Linked DNA regions of Homo sapiens: regions 2 and 3 are each linked to region 1. Evidence: chromatin contacts called from ENCODE Hi-C or POLR2A ChIA-PET data. All regions are on one chromosome and are shown on one strand. The core of a region is the stretch at or near the end of the contact, and the rest is flanking DNA. Distances in the headings are between cores, read along the strand shown. Region 1 has its middle 370 kb from the start of LINC01091. Region 2 overlaps LINC01091 (long intergenic non-protein coding RNA 1091). Region 3 overlaps LINC01091 (long intergenic non-protein coding RNA 1091).

Region 1 (2,601 bases), core at 66-2,565:
TGCAGGAACACAGTATAAAAGCACTGCATGGAATGGGTGTGTACATCAGGAAAGGGGTTTTATGTTAGGTTCTTCCAGAAGCCAACTCAAAGATTTCATTTCAAGCAAAAGGTGAGATGAATAAATACAACTGGAGTAATAGGGAATTGAGTAGTGGGAGAGAGGGAAGCCAATGAAGGATTAATTTTCAAGCAAGTTATCAGTGTGGGTAACTGGAGCTCAGTCAGTCCTGCCGGGGAGCTCTGTGGGGAGCCAGTGCAGAACATATTCAGCATTATCTCACCCAGGGGTGAGGGAGCTAGGAGATTTCTATATGAGAGTCACAATGAAAAACTAGAAAACGTAGTGGTAATTGTCATAGAGATGCCATAGGATCTGGCTAAAGAACAAAACTCATCTTTCACATTTAAGTCTTAATTTAGTAGCCCTAATTAAGATTTCAGTCATGGGGAAATGTTTCTGTTTTATATCACCAGAGAAGAAAAAGATTTGGTTAATACTTAGAATGCATCAGAAACATTCAACCGAATAATTACATATTGATGTAATAACAGAGTATCCACCTCTCAGCATGAAGCGTGTATGTGTTTTTTTCTGGTTCCTTAAGATGCTCCATACACAGGATCTGCATTTGCCACCTTCTATAGTTCAGGATTCTAATTCTTACAAATGAGTTGACTGTGCAAATAAGGCAGCATATCTCTGTGTTAACATTCATTTCTCTTTTACTTCATTTCTTTAAAGGTTTCATAGAAATCTTTTTTTTTAACAAAGGACTATTCCACAATATGACAATAAACTGGATTTCTATAGTCACAGGAATAAAAGAAAATCCACTGAGCTTATAGAGACAGCTCTTGATTTCCACCTGAGCTTGTTTTCCTTGCAGCAGCCTAGATTATAAATCACTCAGAACTTCCCTGCATAAGCGCCTCCCTTCACCGTGACTTCCCACTCCCTTATACTGCGTGCACTCAGTGCCTTATCAAACTCTTAGAGTGCTAACCCATCAGGGATCTTATCACCTGCAGTTTTTATGGACTGTTCAATAATGAAAATAGAGAGGAGTTTGAACTCCTTGACATGGAAACCTTCAAGAAGCTATGGAATGTGGTCACTGGTATTTCTGGTATCTTTTAAATGTCAAGAGAGCAGAATTTCTCTTGTCAGTTGTCACAGCAAGGCTAACAATTAAAGCCATCTGCTCTTCATTTCACTCCCCAAGGGCTTCTTTCATTTTTCATCAACTTCCTGTTGTTGACAGCACAGTTCCTCCCAGTTTCTCTCTGAAACTGTGAGGTCACCACCAGGCTCAGGCCATTCCGTGAACTGCTGATTTGGTTCCAAACTCCAGAATGCCCTTTGGCCCAGGAGCTCCAGCCTCCAGTAACTGGAACCCCAGGCATATCCAGATCTGGAAGAATGTCAGCCTTTCCCTAAGCAATACAATGAGGGCAGTGGGGATGCCAATGCCAGAACCTGCATCATGGCAGATCCGGCTTGGCTTGGGACCTTTTTCTTTAAGAAAAAAACAGAAAGAAAGGAAAAGAAGAAATAGGGAAAGAATAAAGGAAGAAAGGGAAAGAGGAAGGGAAGGAGGAAGAAAGGAAAGGAGGGAGGGAGGAAGAAGGAAAAAATGCACAGGAAGAAAACAGAAAAAAAAAGGAAGAAAACAGGGAAGGAAATGGAAAGGAAAGAGGGAAGGGAAAAAAAGGAAAGGGAAGGGAAGAGGTAAGAAACGAAAGAGGGAAGGAAAGACGTAAGGGAAGTAAAGAAGGAAGAGAAGGGAAGGAAAGGGGAGGGGAAGAGAGGAGAGGGGAGGGGAGTGGAGGGGAGGGGAGGGGAAGGGAGGGAAGGGAAGGGAAGGGAAGGGAAGGGGAGGGGAGGGGAGGGGAGGGAAGGGAAGGGGAGGGGAGGGGAGGGGAGGGGAGGGGAGGGGAGGGAAGGGAAGGGAAGGGAAGGGAAGGGGAGGGGAGGGGAGGGGAGGGGAGGGAAGGGAAGGGAAGGGAAGGGAAGGGAAGGGAAGGGAAAGGAAGGGAAGGGAACTAAGAAATCTCAAAGGTGAACTAACTATAATGATTCAGACCAATGATTTTGCTTATTAATGTACTCAAATGAGATCTTTGTTGTTACTGTGTTGTTACTTTGTTGTTACTGTGAAAGTGCCACAAAATGATAAGAAAAGTAATCCCATTACTGAGAAGGAAAGCGTGTTACAGTTCTGGGGATAGAGTTGTTTTTCTGCCTGATATCTAAGGTCATTATATATAATTGATATGCTTATAAAACTTGTGAATTCATAATATAACATTTAAATAAACTCATTTTTCAACCCAATCCAGAAAAAAAAACACAAAGTTTCTAGAAATTCTATTGGAATAAAGATCATGTATAGCTAGGGAAATAGTCTTTATTTCAAACAGAAATTCTAAAATACCTTATCACAGTTGTTAATAAAATTTTCAGTTTTATTTTTACATTTCTAACCAAAGCTAACAAATACATATTAATGAATAATTCTCTAGCTCTGTAGATAGCAGAATCAAACAAGTCATTTCAGGGCCCCACACATGTAGTATTTGCCTGGTACGGGTGGAGTTT
Region 2 (2,601 bases), core at 42-2,541, 240 kb after region 1:
GGAACAAGCAAGAGAGAGATTGGGGTGGGGGTGCCACACACTTTTAAATGAGCAGATCTTATAAGAACTCCCTATTCCAAAGACAGCAGCAAGCCATGAGGGATCTGCCCCCATGATCCAAACACCTCCCACCAGGCCCCAACTCCAGCATTGGGGATTACAATTCAACATGAGATTTGGGTGGGGGCAAATATCCAAACTATATCAACAGGGGACATTTTTTACTTATCCACAGTCCTTAACATGATTTGTGGCACAGAGTGGCCATGTAAATAAATAAGTGATAGAATGAATGAGTTGAGTGAATATGCCATGAATTAATGAACCTAGAATAATAACTCATTATTAAATTCAGCAGCAACCAATATCTCTACCCTATGACTGGTGTATTGTCACTAACAAGTCCTAAGGTAACGAATTTAAACACGTAGTCAATCTAAAATGGGAGATGTAATAGAAAACATATACAAAGATAAACATATAAACAAAATTAGCCATGGAAATAGCTACTTATCCTGTTTATTACTGATTAAATAACAGTTTATATTAGGTAAAGGAAAAATCAACACCCTTCTAAACTTACCACAATTTTAAACTTAGGGACCATCATGAAACCAAAGCCTATATTAACTAAAATTCCCTCTCTCTGTTTCTGTTTTTACAGGTATTTAAGTTTAATAATATCTACATTTTCACCCAGATCTTTATAGATGCAAGAATTATAATACCAATGAAAGCTTTAAATATGATACAAATGACCTTGTAAAGACATTTCATAAACTCGTTCATTTAAAAAAGTAACAAAATGTTTCTAACACAAGGATACATTTTTAAGAGAATAAATGGGTGTTTGAATGAAAATAGCATGGTTGATTTATATTCTTTTTCCACCAAAAAAATACAATTGGAGGTAAGAGTAAGCAGAGGTTCTCAATGCTGCAAGATGGCTAACAGTATATAAACCATCCACAATGAGCTATTCATCCCTTCAGTTCAATTTAAGAGAAAAATAAATAGGATTTTAGGCCTCCAACCTTTACAAGGACATACAGTGCTCTGAGAGTTCCACTTGGCTTCTGTCTTTGTCCAAATTATCTTACATTCCAGAATTCTAGAATCAGCCCACACCAGATGGATTTTTCAAGTTTATTTAGGTCTAAACTTGAAGCCCACAGGAAGTATTTTGAGCAGCTCCAGGGTTTGAGATGTGGAAAGGCTCTCTAGGGCTTACAAACAACCACTTTGTGTCAAATTAGCTCAATGTAGTTGGCAAGAGACTGACTGTGCAGCTGTACGGAGTTGCATTGCCAGTCCCTTAGCTACCAGAGCCATTGACCAGCTATTCTGGCTCAAAAAGGATTAATCGAAATCATCAACATTTGTTCTTCAAGGTCTTATTTCAAAACTGTTAATGTTATATTTTTGAGACCTCTGAGATTTCATAACAATTTTTGTAACCTGTTTAAACATTCAATCACAATGTCAGGAAATCCTGCTTTCTAAATTAAATTCCTCCTGGTACAACTGAGGTCCTTTTCCATGTTGTCCCCTTTCGGGAGATCAAGCATATTATAGTCACTGTCTTCTGAGAAGCTGTATCCCTCATAGCTGAAGGTAGTCATCCTACTTAATATCTCCAAGGTCTTATTTTATGATCATATCACCATCTGTGTGATTCTCCTCAGAATCATTCCCAAACTCTTCTTTGTAAACCACGAAGTCTTACGCTGGAAGTAGTACTCAACATCACTTCATAATCTCCCTTTAGCAGGGGTAGTTGATGCGTAATTTAGCTGTAAAATCTTCAACAAGTACTCTGCCTTCAACATATATATCCTCATAGTACCACATTCACAGTCCCTGTAATTTCACAGAGGAGTGTCCAGAAAAATGCCATCTACACTCACCATTTCCTCTCCCTACCTTTCTCCTCAACTCAGGAAAATCTGGCTTTTGCTCAAATAATTAAAATTGGTTTTGCCAAGATGTGAGTTGACAAATCTAATGAACACTTTTTGTTCACATCTCAATAGACTTTTTGGCAGTTTTTGACTCCCTTGCTGTCTTCTGTCTTGGTAGTATCACTTTTCCTCTACCTCTCAGGAAGCACCTTCAAAGTTTTCTTCAAGGCTCCTCTTTGTCTGTCTTTTAAATGTTGATTATCCCCAAGGTTCCTGTCCAGGCACTCTCTGTCTCTCTCTCTCTCTCTCTCTCTCTCTCTCTCTCATCACATCTGCTGTTCCTTACTCTCAAAGCTTTAGCTACACCTACATACCAGTATGTGTTAGAGCAATGTCTTCAGTTTAGATCTTTCTCATAAGTTTCAGTTCCCTTTGTGCAATGCCTGCCAGAAATTGCACCCGCATAAGCACACACTCTTCAAACTTAAGATATTCAAATCTCCATCCCTCATAAGGCTACAATCATCCTATATTTTGTGTGTAGTGAATGGCACAGCATTTACCAGAGTCTCCAGCTAGAAACCTAAGAGTCATTCTTGCTTATTCATTCATTCATTCATTTACTAAACAGCTCTATCTTTGCATCTCCCCAATCCCTGCACTGTACAACGTACTTGGGATAGAATAGTAAAGAAAGCAA
Region 3 (2,601 bases), core at 54-2,553, 210 kb after region 1:
AGCCTGATGTGATTATTGAAACTTATTAATGAAATTCTCCAGGAACTAGGCCTTGATGATAATAATATACAAAATAATCCAAAAAATGAAGTCATTCTTGGGTTATTTTATAGTGCCTTTACAAATTAGACACAGTCTTCAATAACAACATTAATATGTTCTGAGGATTTGCCACACAAATACAGACATTATTATCAGATAAACACATAATGAGAGATATTTGGAGCTGTAGTACTCTCAACTGGGCAAGAATCTGTTGTCAATGTTTTATAACTGACAATACAGACCAGTAAAGGTTTGGCCATGAATTTGTTCCAGCTACTCACAGTATTGGCCTCATAGATAGAAAATATCCCTACAAGAATAAGCCAAACACCAAAAGATGGCATATATTTAAAACTCCATAATATAGTATGGCTTTGGGAATATTTTTGTTGGACATTATGACATAAATATTTTCAATATTTATGAATTCAAATTTCTCTCAAGAAATTTTTTTAAAGATTAAAAAGTTCTCCAATGACTACGAAAACTAACATAATTTCTGCTGCTTCCAATTTCAACAGCCAGGTTCACAAACTTCATCTGATTTTCAACCACTCATTTCCTAGGTTTAAAGAAAAAGTCCTTATAATAGCTAAGGTTTCCAATAAAGCCACTCTTTAGAGGACTGGTTAGATAATTACTCCAAGCTCCATTAAGAAATGCCCCATTCCCAACACATATCTAGCAGCACACCTGTGTTGTCTGCACAGCCTGGCCTCCTGTCATCTCCATGTGAGTGTTTCCAAACCCATGTGTCTTTTGGGTCTCCTCCATTCATAGAGGGACATAAGTGGAAACGTTTTGATGTATGTTAATTGATGTTTGTCCAAACATTATGAAGTAATAATCCACAAAAGCCACAGAAGCTTTTACAAAGCAAAGTGAAGGGAACAATCAAAGTTTTGGGTGGATTACAAGTCCACACCCGGGCAAAGCAGACTTACAGCATTTCGTCCTTCCACAATGATACTATAAATGAAGCAAAGAAATGTTTGTTCTCTTATAATCCCCTCTATTATGTGGTCTTGTATGTCGTCTCACGCAATTGGTGCTGTTTTACACTGCAAGCTTGCCATGGGGCAGGGCATGGTACAGGGCTGTCGGCTAGATCCACACCATAAACCGAGGGGACTTGAGGGTCTGGCACGTCCCTGTTAAGTGAATCTCTGAAGTAGAACGAAAAGACTCATAAATCAAAAGGAACAAAAAGGTTTAAAAAGCTGAAGTGAAAGTGAGCCGAATGCATTCTCAAGCAAAACCAGGAACAACTCTAAGTTGTTGCTCAGTGGAACACTCTAACGTTTGCTTCTGTTTGGCAAAAATAAAAATAAAGAGCCCACATATATATAAAATGGTATCCTAAACCTCTCCTTCAAACTATACAAAGAATAAGTTTTAGCTGTCTATAAATGAGAAATCAGCAGACTATAATCATGAGCAAAATTGGTAAAATTTGCTGTGTAATCATTTCAGCTGCAGTTTATTTGAACACTAAGAAAGGACATAAATTGACTCACTCCTATTGTGGTTCCTTGTTTACATAAAACAAGACCTTAAAAAGCATTAGCAACTTTCTATGTTCACTTAATTTCTTGGAATTATGTAAATATAAAAAAACCAGAGTGTCGTGTGTGTGTGTGTGTGTGTGTGTGTGTGTGTGTGTGTGTGTGTTGCATATACCCCTTCTGCCTGGCAGAAAGCCAACTTTACCATTCATTGTCATTATACAAAGCTAACAGTCATGTCTGATTTGAGACAGACAATAGGGAGTCAACATATTAATAACATGGTAAATATCATTGATATAGGAAGTATTTAATCTGCCCTTTTGCTACAACATTGAAAAAAATGTGTAGAGACATTTTTCAAAGGTTGTTTAGAAATCACCTATGCTACGTTATAGAGGATTAGGGTTTATGACAATAAATTGAGCACTATGTACACTGAAAACAGAAAACAACTATCTGTTAAATTATTGAATAGACATCAGGAAGACATAATAGTGTGTGGGGGGGGGTGTGGGGGGGGATGTTCTCTATTCAGTTAAGTCCAAAATAGCTAAAGTGGAGGAAATTTTAGGAAAATTTTTCCAGTGTAAGAATGAATGAGAAGCATCAACATGTATGTTATCTACACTCTTTATCTCTGTTAATTTAAAAAAAAAATCTCAAAAAGGAGATTTTAATTTGTCACTGATTGGCAAAGGGAGTAGCTGTTCTTGGGTCCAGTGTTCATCCAATGACTGGGGAAGAAGTCATGGGATCTTGTTGCTTTGCCAGAGACTATGGTGTGATAATTTTTCCTTTAAAAGGATGTGAGTAGGGCAGACAATGAAATGAATCTATAAAGACATTATCAGAACAAATTTGAAGAAAAAATGACAGAAATGTTTACTCATAAATTTGGGGCTGAAATGACCAACTTTCCAGGAAATGCACACTGTTTCTGGGAAGGGGCAGTTTTCTACCCAGATAGACACTTGATAATTTGGAGGAGGAGAAGGATGGTCCCAACAATTGAAACACACATGAAGTGAACTGCAATCAAATATCACCT

The links. Hi-C counts contacts between places; a loop is a spot of excess contacts on that map. ChIA-PET counts read pairs that join two places held with the same protein, here RNA polymerase II (POLR2A). Pooled maps may share reads with other maps.
Region 2: a loop to region 1 is called in a pooled map, with 3 times the contacts of the local background. The contact joins two enhancer-like sites. A Hi-C loop is called at or near these places in 2 of 168 maps with a recorded cell type or tissue (esophagus muscularis mucosa and gastrocnemius medialis), 3 of 37 single-sample maps with no recorded cell type and 4 of 50 pooled maps.
Region 3: a pooled map shows a loop between it and region 1 (2.2-fold over the local background). The contact joins two enhancer-like sites. A Hi-C loop is called at or near these places in 1 of 50 pooled maps. POLR2A ChIA-PET finds 5 or more read pairs at or near these places in 3 of 52 experiments (BJ, H1 and activated naive CD4-positive, alpha-beta T cell).

The regions. Positions count from the first base shown.
Region 1 is chr4:124,017,610-124,020,210 of GRCh38, reverse strand. No RefSeq gene overlaps it. Among named protein-coding and RNA genes, the nearest start is that of LINC01091, 370 kb to the right of the region's middle. Within about 2 kb of position 1,315, at least 14 of the 41 ENCODE cell types and tissues checked have a DNase peak (open chromatin) inside an H3K27ac peak, as active enhancers do; they include gastrocnemius medialis, where a contact is called at or near this core.
Region 2 is chr4:123,776,126-123,778,726 of GRCh38, reverse strand. All of the region lies in intron 3 of LINC01091 (long intergenic non-protein coding RNA 1091), which reads right to left. Among named protein-coding and RNA genes, the nearest start is that of LINC01091, 130 kb to the right of the region's middle. RefSeq lists an enhancer at 2,414-2,473. Within about 2 kb of position 1,291, at least 3 of the 41 ENCODE cell types and tissues checked have a DNase peak (open chromatin) inside an H3K27ac peak, as active enhancers do; they include gastrocnemius medialis, where a contact is called at or near this core.
Region 3 is chr4:123,810,538-123,813,138 of GRCh38, reverse strand. All of the region lies in intron 3 of LINC01091 (long intergenic non-protein coding RNA 1091), which reads right to left. Among named protein-coding and RNA genes, the nearest start is that of LINC01091, 160 kb to the right of the region's middle. Within about 2 kb of position 1,303, at least 3 of the 41 ENCODE cell types and tissues checked have a DNase peak (open chromatin) inside an H3K27ac peak, as active enhancers do.